2 separate regions of the Homo sapiens genome follow, and region 1 is linked to region 2. Evidence: chromatin contacts called from ENCODE Hi-C or POLR2A ChIA-PET data. All regions are on one chromosome and are shown on one strand. The core of a region is the stretch at or near the end of the contact, and the rest is flanking DNA. Distances in the headings are between cores, read along the strand shown. Region 1 has its middle 24 kb from the start of SNORD53B. Region 2 holds the start of WDR43 (WD repeat domain 43).

Region 1 (6,278 bases), core at 1,675-4,174, 58 kb before region 2:
TGGATCACAAGGTCAAGAGTTCGAGACCAGCCTAGCCAACATAGTGAAACCCCGTCTCTACTAAAAATACAAAAAATTAGCCCGGTGTGGTAGCGGGCGCCTGTAATCCCAGCTACTCGGGAGGCTGAGGCAGGAGAATCGCTTGAACCTGGGAGGTGGAGGTTGCAGTGAGCCGAGATCGTGCCATTGCACTCCAGCCTGGGCAACAGTGCAAGACTCAAAAAAAAAGGGACTACACAAAAGCCCTAATGATTCTGTCTCCTGTAATCCCTCCCTGCAGACAAGCTGTCTCTGTGTACCCTGACAATTCTTTGAAATTGTAATTACACTTGTTTTGCTTCAACTGCCCCAATTTTTGTTTCTTACAACCAAATAATCTTTACTTAGCAAAGTGGGAGAATGAAAAGGCAAAAGATATTTAGGAAAATATTTCAAAGAGGTATAAAGACAACAACAATAAAAATGAATTCTAAAAGCCCCCGAAGTTAAAAATAATGTACTGTCGAGAGACAGCAATGGCATAGAATGGATAGTGCTGAAAGACTAGGATCCTACCGTAATAAAGCAAGCACGAGTGTATAGGATGGAAAGAATAATCCACAGTGTGCAGAAAACGGGCTGTGTGTGTGGGAATCCCAAGTGAGAGCCTCATCTCACAAGACACACCACAAAGAACTCCGTATAGATCAGAGAGGCAGCCTTCAACTGCTTCAGCACAACAACACATTTTAGTTGCGTACCCCCTAAAACAAATTACTTTAAGTATGTGCAATGCACTGGTATGTTCTACTTTAATTACATTTTCTTCTTTAAAAAGTGGTGGCTGCAACCCACTTTAATTATTTCATAATGCACTGAAAAGTCACAATTTACTAAAGTGTAAAAAATATAAACACACACACACAGAGACAACGAGAGAGACGAGAACAAAATGCAAGAAATACCTGCCTAGTTTCAGAAAAGGAACTTTTTTTAAGCTTAAAAATACAGTTTAAAGAAAAATAGTATTGGCCAGTGCAGTGGCTCACACATGTAATCCCAGCACTTTGGGAGGCTGAGGCAGGCAGATCACTTGAGGTCAGGAGTTCGAGACCAGCCTGACCAATATGGTGAAAACCCATCTCTACTAAAAATACAAAAATTAGCCAGGCATGGTGGCACACAACTATAATCCCAGCTACTCGGGAAACTGAGGCAGGAGAATTGCTTGCAATTCGGGAGGCGGAGGCTGCAGTGAGCCGAGATCACGCCACTACACTCCAGCCTGGGTGACAGAGTGAGACTCTGTGTCAAAAAATGAAAAGGCAAACTGTGGAAAATATTTGCGGCACATGTTTGGAAAGGAATGATTCTCTTTTATAAAAAGACTTTTTTTAAGCATGGACAAGGATCTAAACCCACAATAAAGAAATACAAATGGCAATGAGCATTACAAAAGTAGTTAAACTGAGTCATGATGAAATGGAAATAAAAACACTGCTTATGGAGCATAAAATTGATGGAACCTTTCTGGAAATTTTGGTATATTTCTTAAGTCTTAAGGGAGTATGTATGTCATTTTTCTCAGTAAGTAGAAATATCTCATAAGGATACATTTTAAGAAAAATACAAAATGTGTCTGAGAATGTTCCCTCTAGCATTACCTACAACAAATTAAAACATGAGAACAGTGAAAGTACAACATGGGTGGAATAGTGAGAACCACAAACATGATTTCAAAGGATAATTGACAATGATATTGTGTGAAAGATGATAAAATGAATATGTAGATGCCAGTTTCCTAAGAAAAGCATGTGTATTCATGCAGAGAGAAAAATTAAAAGGAGACACACCAAAACACTATAGTTATCTCTGTTATATGATTTTATTTTCCTTCTTTGCCAAATTTCCTCAATGAACATGTCACTGGCTTTCAAAACAATAGATTGTTACAATCTTATTTTAAAAAAACATTGTATTAAGTTCCCTTTTTCACCTTTGGAAAGGGGAACTGTGTCCACCCATAAGGCTGTGTCTGGATTTCTTGATAACGCCAAAGACAAAAAAGAATTTCCGTTAGAACTTATTCCCCCATCATGTAACAATTAACTGTTCTGAAAATAATCCCTTAGCCAGACGCTGCACTCTGATGTTCAACGTGTACCCACAGATGCTGCTCCGTGAGGTTCTTACAGCATCCATGAGACAGGTGGCACTGCTGTTACTCTCCTGTCACACTCCAGAAAAAAGAAGTCGAGTTATAACTGCCACACTGTAGGGTGGACCCAGAACTAGCACTCAGCTTCTGGACCCCAATGCAGTCTCTTCTCACAACAGACTGACTTGCATTCCTGTCTGCCCTCCTTTTATTTCTTGTACCTCATCAAACCACAAAAGTCCCCAAATGAAAGACTGCCAGTTGCACAACAATGTGACTATACTTCATGACAGAACTGTATACTTAAAAATGATTAACATGGTAAATGTTATGTATATTTTGCCACAAAAAAAAAGGGAGAGGCCTTTGTCGAGGTTGAGTCATGAATTAACAAGGTCAAAGTCTGGCTGAATCTATCCAGTTTGTTTTTTAGGTATAACCGTATTCCTAGGGAACCCAGGCTCACCAGCAAGCTATCCCTAAACTATGAGAAAGCACCCTGACCAGCAACCCTAAGTGGGTGCCTGAGGAGACTCAAAACATCCAAATTCCAGCCAGTCAACTGTTTGTTTACAATTCCTGTTGACAAAAGGAGAGTGGTCAGCAGGCAGTAAGACGACCTAGCACAACACACAACAGAGTCAAGAACTCCAACCCCATCAGTACAGACAGGCCAGGCTTCGTCCACACCACCAGCTACGAAGGCCACCCAGTTCATTTCTCTTACCCCAGTTCCACACTCTGGTCCAAACGCAATCTTCCAGTTATGAAACTGGTTTATTATGCAACTCTCCTGAGTACAAAGAAGGGTCACCACCCAACGAGAACATCCTGCTCCACTGAGAGGAATGTTACTTGTCGCAAATAAATACAACATGCAAACACAATTTCTCTTGGAAGGCTGGTTAGCAATTCGACTCTGTGAAATTGCATCAAATCTAGAGACAAGAACAAAGCTTTGGCCCAGCTTTGGAACATCATGACCACACACGACCAACTAAGGGAGCTGCCGAGTCCTCGCTCGACTTCAGTGCTGCTTCTGGTCTCTCTGTTGAACTTTCTGGACAGCTCTAGGTCGGGCAGGAATCTCTAACAAATTAAACTACAACAGGGCCATGGGCAAGCCTGGGGGAAAATGTCTTCATTACCTCGTTTTTATTTCCCTTTAAAGGCCCTAATTTTAGCACCCGAAAGATGTATCTCCTCTCTCTCTGAGCCATTATTACCTAGGATATGCCAGGCCATTTTAAAGTGGTAATTTTCAACCTTTGGATTTTTCATATGACATCCAAGCAAACTTCATTTTGCACTGCTTTCTACACAATGACTTGTAATTGTTCTGGGACAACAGGCGTGTGCCACCATGCCCAGCTATTTATTTTTCTCAGAAATATTTTCATATTAAAAATTACCCACATATATATGAACACAAGTTATACTATGGATGGGTACAGACAACCCAGTGTCCTCACACAGAGTCAGCCAGCACCATGCGAAGACGAAGCACTACCCACCCCATGCTTTGTCCACACCGGGCGTCCTCAGTCTGAATGACGCCTGCTAATCCTGTTACACTGCTACGGCTTCTCATTCTGCCACTGCTTTGTGATCCACCGCACAATTCTGTCAGCATAAGGACAGTGCTGAGGTGCCACAAAAGTCAAAAGCTAACTACATTTGATTAAAAGAAAATCTAATTTTATGCCTGAGTTGTCTTCAAAGACATGATCACAAATGGTCACAGGAGGAGCACTGGAAAAGCCACTGCTGCCTGGATGGGTTCACCAGTTATCTTACCAATTACAACTGAAAGAAACTACAGCTAAAGAATGGCAAGAATTCAAATCTGGCCGGGCGTGGTGGCTTGCGCCTAAGCACCACGCCCAGCCAGCACTTTGGGAGGCCAAGGCAGGAGGATCACTTGAGCCTAGGAGTTTAGGACCAGCAACATGGCAAAACCCAATCTCTATAAAATAAATATCAAAATTATCCAGGCCTGCTGGTGTGCACCTCTAGTTCCAGCTACTCAAGAGGATGAGAGGCAGAAGGATCACTTGAGCCTAGGAAGCATGATCATGCCACTGCACTCCAGTCTGGGTGAGAACAAGACCCTGTCTCCACAAAAAAAAAAAAAAAAAAAGATAATTCAAATTTGAAGAGAATAGAACAAATATCAGTTCCTCCTACCTCATTGTCACTCTTTCTTGGGATCCCTGGGGTCCCCGCTCCTGCCCAGGACCAGGCCTGGGGGCTCTTTCTCTATTCAGACCATGCCCTTGGGAAGCTCACCCAGTCTTAGACAGCTTTAATGTCACAACCATGCCAACACCAAATTACCACCTCCATCCCAACCTCTCCCCAAGTTACGTGGGTATGTACCTGCATGCCTAATAGGTATCTATAACACACCATGTCCAGAACTCAGTTCCTGATCTCTCCTCACAAACCCACTCCACCCACAGCAGCATCCAGGTGCTAGCAAAAAGCACCTGTGAATCATATCTGCTTTCTGGCTTCCTTGCACATCTCATAAGAAATCCCATCAGCTCTATCCCAAATATCAGAAGCCAACCAATTCTTTCCAACTCCAATAATACCACCCTGACCCAAGTTACCATCACCTCTTCCCTAGATTGCTCTAAAAGCACCCTACTGGTTTCTGCCTTACAAGAAACTGTCCTTCAGTGCTTTCTCAACCCAACAGCCAAGGTGATACTGAATTCTTAACACAGAAGGCAGACCATGTCACTCTTCCGCTCAAACTCTCGTCAGTCAGCATGTCCTTACAATGGCCTCAAGGCCCTACGCAACCTGACTGCTCGCTACCTTCTGCTTTAATCTCCTTTTCTCACTATGCACCACATGGACCGCCTCTCAGTCTTTCATAAACCAGGCTCATGCGGACCTTAGACTCAAGCTCTTGTCTCTTCCCCAGATACCCACTTCGCTGACTCTCTCACCTCTTCCCAGTCTATATTCAAATCTCTCCCTCTCAATAAGCCCTATCCTGATCACATATTTAATTCTGCAACAGCACTCCCCCACCCTAACTCCCAGCCTCCTTAATCTGCTATTCCACCTGTAGGTTGCCATCTTCTAACATAGGTCCGTGGTCTGTTAGGAGCTGGGTTGCACAACAGGTGAGTGGAGCGTCAGCCAGCAAATCTTCATCTGTATTTACAGCCACTCCCCATTACTCACATCACTGCCAGAGCTCCACCTCCTGTCAGATCAGCGGCGGCATTTGATTCTCATAGGAGGGCCCTACTGTGAGGGATCTAGGTTGCATGCTCCTTTTGAAAATCTAATGCCTGATGATCTGTCACTGTCTCCTATCACCCCCAGATGGAAGTGCAGTTGCAGGAAAACAAGCTCAGGGCTCCCACTGATTCCACATTATGGTGAGTTGTATAATTACTTCATTATATATTATAATATAATAATAATAGAAATAAAGTACACAATACATGTAATGTGCTTGAATCATCCTGAAGCCATCCCCTCCCCTATCCAGTCCGTGGAAAAACTGTCTTCCACCAAACCAGTCCCTGATGCCAAAAAGGTTGGCATTTACTCACTCATACATTGTTTATGGCCATCATCTCCCTAGTAGAATGTCAGCTTCTCAAAGGCAGATATCCTCCATTGCTGCTGTTCAATGGTTATGTATCAAGCTACTAAATAATCCCTGACACAGAGTAGGCAATCAAGTAGCACTTGCTGAGTCAATGAATGTAGCATGTTGGGCATTAACCTCCAATGGAATTATAACAACCCCAGATATATCAATGCACCTGATGTGTCCATTATGAAGTTCCAATTTCTGAGCCTCACTTGAAGCATTAACCATTGCACTACAGCTTCAAAAGCCCCAAACCTGAGGCTCTGACATCTACTCACACTAAAACATACTCATATTCATTTATACCTAAGTAATTCACTTTTAAAAATTCATCTTAAATACCACCACCTTTTTAGGATTGCTGCCATAAAGTATTTAAACCAGAATCTAATCATAAGGAAACAACTGGACAAATCCACAATATAGGACATTCTACAACATGACTTAATTTATGTGAACTCATTTAAATATTAAAATCCACACACACACAGCATGAGGGTGACTATTCTGAATTATTAG
Region 2 (5,879 bases), core at 169-2,668:
TTGACTTATAAGCCCTGATAGGTTTATTTTATGAATCAACAGGATAAACTATGAAAATGTAGCTTAAAATTTGAAAAATATCTAAACATGCCCAAAGTATAGCAACTTATATGTATCCCTTTTCCCAACCCAAAAATTTAGCAGGCTTCCCAGGTCGTCAGAGAGAGTAAGATCCTAAATAGCTTTTACAGTTCTCCACATTGAAACAGCTCACATCACACACCTCAGGATACCTGATGTTTCCAAATCACTTTGCAGTGATTCGGTTTGGCTACTCTGTAAACGCAATAACCACGTGCATGCTGAGTTAGAGAGATGTAGCTGAGTGACTCAACAGTGAAAGGCATTTACCTGACACGGGTCCCTAACAATGAAAAGCTCTGCCTAACTCGGCAGTTTTCCATCTAAGGGTAATTTCATCTGCACTCATAAAACATTCACTAAATCAAGCTACTACTTCACTTAACCTCCACATCCTAATACAGACTTCAGATTGGGGTGGGTGGGGAGCAGTGTGATCGGCTTGAAAGCGGGGCGGGAGGGGCGAGCAGATGTTAAAATCAAAAAGCAGTGAGTTCAAAAAGCTGAGAATGTAGAGGTGCCTGGGAAAGGCAAAAGTTAAGAGTTGAGAGTCCCACAACCTGGACGGGGACGAGAACACGTGGTGAGCCGGCACCCAAAGGGGGGGCAGGAGGGGGAAGGTCCGGAAGCAAGTACAGACTAGTCCATACCAACTGCCCAGTGCAAAACTGATGAGCCGGATCACAGACAGAGGAAAGTTAGATAGTCCCAAGATGGGGCTCTGTCAAAAACCAGAACTCTGATGAGCCAAGGCCCGGCAGAAGGAAGCCGCCCCAGGGGGACCAGGGGACTTGGCGAACATGGCTGCCCGTCAACAGTGGGGCCCAGGCCTCATTGGGCCAGCCGGCAGGGCTCGGATACGAGGCCGGCCGGGTCGAGCTGCGCCCTCCCTCACTGCCCTCGCGGCAGGCCGCACGCGGGGCTGGCGGCTTGGGCCCTGAACGCGCCGACGCCGCCTCCAAGCCTTCTGGCCCGGGCCGCTGAGAGCCACGCGCGATGCCGGACCACGCGCCACCCGGCCCGGAGGCCCGAAGCCGAGCCCGGGAAGGCGCCCGCCCCGCGCAGTCCCGCTCGCTTTACCTTGGCCTGCAGCCGCGCTGGCGCCCAGGCCAGACAGGTGCAGGTACCACTGAGGTGCGCGGAAGGCACGTACTCCTGGTGCAGCCGGTTGTTGGCCGTCTCCCATACTCGTAAGTGACCGTCGGTAGAGGCCAAAGCGAAGTAGGCCTGGCTGTGCGGGGAGAAGGCGCAAGGGACCCCAGCAGGGGCCAGGGGGTCGCAGCTACCGCCGCCGCCCGCCGCCATTGCTGCTCTGGCCCCGCTGCAGCCACGTGTTCGTCCGTGCGCAGGCGCACCGGCGCGGGGCGGAGCCTGGAGGAGGAAGTGAGGCGGAGGGAGCGCCGGGGGCTCAGGGAGTGGATCTTCGCGTCGCAGGAGAGCTTCTGGCGGATCCGCCCTGTGGACGGTGGCCCGCTAGGGCCTGTCGCTATCTTGTTCTGGGCGGGAGTGGGAGTATGGGAGAAAGTAATTGTAGAATTAAGATCAAGTCCTGTTCCTTTAAAAAAAAAAAAAAAGGGGGGGGGCCGGGCGCGGTGGCTCACGCCTGTAATCACAGCACTTTGGGAGGCCGAAGTGGGCGGATCCCCTGAGGTCGGAGTTCGAGACCAGCCTGACCAACATGTAGAAACCCCCGTCTCTACTAAAAATAAAAAAATTAGCCGTGGGCTGGGCGCGGTGGCTCACGCCTGTAATCCTAGCACTTTGGGAGGCCGAGGCGGGTGGATCATAAGGTCAGGAGTTCAAGACCAGCCTGGCCAAGATGATGAAACCTCGTCTCTACTAAAAATACAAAAAAATTAGCCGGGCTTGGTGGTTGGCACCTGTATGTAATCCCAGCCACTCGGGAGGCTGAGGCAGAGAATTGGTTGAACCCGGGAGGCGGAGATTGCAGTGAGCCGAGATCGCGCCCCTGCACTCCAGCCTGGGCGACAGAGCGAGACTCGTCTCAAAAAAAAAAAAAAAAAAAAAAAAAAAAAAAAAATAGCCAGGCGTGTGGCGCACGCCTGTAATCCCAGCTACTCGAGAGGCTGAGGCAGGAGAATCGCTTGAACTCGGGAGATGGAGGTTGCTGTGAGCCGAGATCGCGCCATTATACTCCGGGCAACAAGAGTGAAACTCCGTCTTAAAAAAATAAATAATAAATAAATAACAATTTTTTAAAACTTTAAAGAAAATGATAAGGTAGAACGAAAGGTTTGAAGGAAATCTTCAGCCGAGCGCGGTGGCTTACACCTATAATCCCACTTTGGGAGGCCGAGGCGGGCAGATCGCCCGAGGTCAGAGTTCGAGACCAAGCTAGGCAAAATGGCGAAACCTTGTCTCTACTAAAAATACTAAAATTAGCCGGGTGTGGTGGTGTGTGCCTGTAGTCCCAGCTACTCGGGAGACTGAGGCAGGAGACTCCTTGAACCCGGGAGGTGGAGGTTGCAGTGAGCCGAAATCGCCACGCCACTGCACTCCAGTCTAGGTGACAGAGCGAGACTGTCTCAAAAAAAAAGAGAGAGAAAAGAAGTCTTCACTTTCAAATTGATAATGATTGTAACAACTGCTTCCGTTTCCCCCTATTCAATTCCAGGCTGTAATCATTTACAAAATAACAATGTATTCAGTTATAATAATGTAAAAGTAATGATCGGAACAACTATTCCCTCCTGTTTCTCCAGATTTATCTCATGTTGCTACATCAAATAGACATTTTTAGGCACACGCCCATAGTCTGGAGGCTGAGGGAGGAGGATGGCTTGAGCCCACGAGGTCGAGGCTACAGTGAGCTATGACTGCTCCACTGCACTCTACCCTGGGTGACATAGTGAGATCCTGTATCCAAAAAATAAAGGGTAGATTTTTATATTTCTCCTAAATATTCACCAAATCAATGCATTCTAATTCAAGGAATGCTAGGTACTGTTCAGCCCACACAGAGCCTATTGCCTGCCAGGAAAGATAAAAACCACTCTCATGGCCATGGGAAGGCTCAAGCTTTTACAGCTACGGAGCAGCATGGTAAGATTTGCATTTTATTGTTTTCTTGTTTGTTTTTGTGTTTTGAGACAGAGTCTCACTCTGCCCAGACTGGAGTGCAGTGGCACAATCTCAGCTCACTGCAACCTCCACCTTCCGGTTCAAGTGATTCTCCTGCCTCAGCCTCCCAAGTAGCTGGGATTACAGGCGTGTGCCACCACGCCTGGCTAGTTTTTGTATTTTTATTAGAGATGGGGTTTCACCATGTTGGCCAGGCTTGTCTGGAACTCCTGACCTTAAGTAATCTGCCCGCCTCAGCTTCCCAAAGTTCTGGGATTATAGGCGTGAACCACTGTGCCTGACCAATATTTGCATTTTAGAAAGATTACATGGAGACAGTGTAATGAATGTATTAGAAGGAAGCTAGGTTGGAGGCTCGAAACCCCAGGTGGAGATGATGGTGAGTGGCTTGGAGAAATAGCGATGCAAGGAAGTTTCAAGAGTGTTTATTATGTACAATGAGCCGGATTTCAAGTGGCCAAGGGAGAGATAGAGAAACGGCCAAGGATTACTCATTGAGCTTTTACAGGGAGAGACTGGTTGGTGACCCAATTCACTTAGGATAGTGAATCCTGGAAGATTTTTGTGCAAGAAGATGATAGTGTCTTTAGTCTGGGAATGCTAAATTTGAGACATCTAATTTGGCACTTGGATTCATTCAGTTACTCAAACAAACTGAATGCCTGCTATGTGCCAGGCACTGTTTTAGGGTACCAGGAATCTACCAGTGATCATGAGAGACAAGATTCCTGCTTTCATGAAGCTGACATTCTAATCAGGGAAGCACATAATAAACAAACAAAGAAAACTCTATTTCAGCTAGTGCAAGCTGCTATAAAGAGAAATAAAGCCGGAGGAGGGAAAAGAGTTTAAGTATTGAAAGGAATTAGGGACAGCCTCACTCAGACCATGCAATATCAGAAGGAAGAGCAGTCAACCTGGGGAGAATAGCAAGTGCAAAGACTGAGGCAACAAAGACCTTGACTAGTGGAAAGAAAAAGCTTTGGAGAAACTTAGGGTAGATAGTGACAACTAGAAAAATCAAAGGTAGCAGCTGAGTTCAGAGGGAGCCAGACTATTTAGTACCTTGTAAATCAGAGTGAAGTATTTGGATTTTATTATAAGTATGATAGAAATAAGCCACTGGAGAATTTTAATGTTTTTTTTTAAGAGGTGGGGTCTTTCTGTGTTGCCCAGGCTGATCTTGAACTCCTGCACTCAAGGAATCCTCCTGCCTTGGCCTCCCAAAGTGCTGGGATTACAGGTGTGAGCCACCACATCCGGCCCCCTGCAGTTTTGAGCAATGAAATAACATGATCTGATTTATATTATTGAAAGACATCCTGGCTGCTAGATGAAGTCTGTAGGCAAGAATAAAAGCAGAAAGACAAGGTAGAAGGCTGTGGAGTAGTAGTCGGGACAAGGACAATGATTGGTAGGACTCTGATGAAAGCAATGAAGGTAGCGAAAAATGATCAGATTCCAGATATAATCTGAAGTTAGAGCCAACAGGAATTGCTAAATGAATTGACTGTGAAGGGTGAGGAAAACAGATGAATGAAGAGTGACTCTGATGCCTGGGCAAATAAGTGAATAGTGATACCATTAGCTAAATTGGGGAAAGAGTTTTGGGTGGAATGGAGATCAATCTTTGCACTTGCTGTTCTCTGCACACTGACTGCCCTTCCTTCTGACCTTGCAGAGCCAGAGTGAGGCTTTGCCTAATTCCTTCGAATACTTAAGCTCTCATTTCCCTTCTCTGGCTTTGTTTCTCCTTGTAGCAGTTTGCACTAGCTGAAATAAAGATTTTTTTTTTTCTTTTTCTTAGATGGAGTCTCACTCAGCAACCCAGGCTGGAGTGCAGTGGCACGATCTCTGCTCACTGCAACCGCCGTCTCCTGGGTTCAAGTGATTCTACCGTCTCACTCTCCCGAGTAGCTGGGATTACAGGCACCCGCCATCATGCCCAGCTAATTTTTGCATTTTAGTAGAGACGGGGTTTCACCGTGTTGGCCAGGCTGGTCTTGAACTCCTGACCTCCGGTGATCCGCCTGCCTCAGCCTCCCAAAGTGCTAGGATTACAGGCGTGAGCCACTGCACCCAGCCTAGAGATTCATTTTTAAATGTGTTTATTATCTACTTCCCTGACTAGAATGTAATCAGTTTTGGACAGTTAAGTTTGAGATACCTACTATACATTCAAGTAGGGTTGTTCAATAAGCAGTTAGATATATGAGTTGGGATTTGGAGAAAACATCACAGTTAGAGATATGAATTTGGGATGCATTAGCATACAGCTGCTATATGAAACCACGGGACTGGAAAGATCATGTTGCGTGTTAGTATAGGTAGAAAAGAATTTAGTCCCAAGCTGTGCCAATCTTTAGAAGTCAGGGAGAGGAAGAGGATTTTGCAGAAGAGATTGAGAAGAGATAACAGCAAGGCACAATGAAAACCCAGGAGAAGGAGGTGACCCAGAAACCAAATTTTTATAATTTCAGAAGCAAGACATGATAAAGCCACGTCAAATGCAGCAAAGATGAAAACTAAGAATTAACTAGTAGACTGGGAAGATCAGGGTCATTGGTGCCTTCAAAAGCGTTTTTAGGCCAGGCACAGCAGCTCACTCCTGTAATCCTAGAACTCTGGGAGGCCAAGGCAAGAGGATCACTTAAGTCCAGGAGTTCGAGACCAGCCCAAGCAACATGGAGAAACCC

What was found. A loop is a pair of places that touch in the nucleus more often than their neighbours do. ChIA-PET counts read pairs that join two places held with the same protein, here RNA polymerase II (POLR2A). Pooled maps may share reads with other maps.
Region 1: a map of gastrocnemius medialis shows a loop between it and region 2 (4-fold over the local background). The contact joins the enhancer-like site here to the promoter of WDR43 in region 2. A Hi-C loop is called at or near these places in 2 of 168 maps with a recorded cell type or tissue (dorsolateral prefrontal cortex and gastrocnemius medialis), 1 of 37 single-sample maps with no recorded cell type and 1 of 50 pooled maps. POLR2A ChIA-PET finds 5 or more read pairs at or near these places in 6 of 52 experiments (H1, HepG2, MCF 10A and 3 more).

What each region holds. Positions count from the first base shown.
Region 1 is chr2:28,948,842-28,955,119 of GRCh38, reverse strand. No RefSeq gene overlaps it. Among named protein-coding and RNA genes, the nearest start is that of SNORD53B, 24 kb to the right of the region's middle. Within about 2 kb of position 2,924, at least 10 of the 41 ENCODE cell types and tissues checked have a DNase peak (open chromatin) inside an H3K27ac peak, as active enhancers do; they include gastrocnemius medialis, where a contact is called at or near this core.
Region 2 is chr2:28,890,206-28,896,084 of GRCh38, reverse strand. It overlaps WDR43 (WD repeat domain 43), which reads right to left and starts at 1,418. Exons shown (of 18, transcript NM_015131.3): 1 at 1,162-1,418. The coding sequence starts at 1,386. RefSeq lists enhancers at 29-650, 725-824, 651-1,274 and silencers at 925-1,044, 1,065-1,114, 1,155-1,214, 1,355-1,434.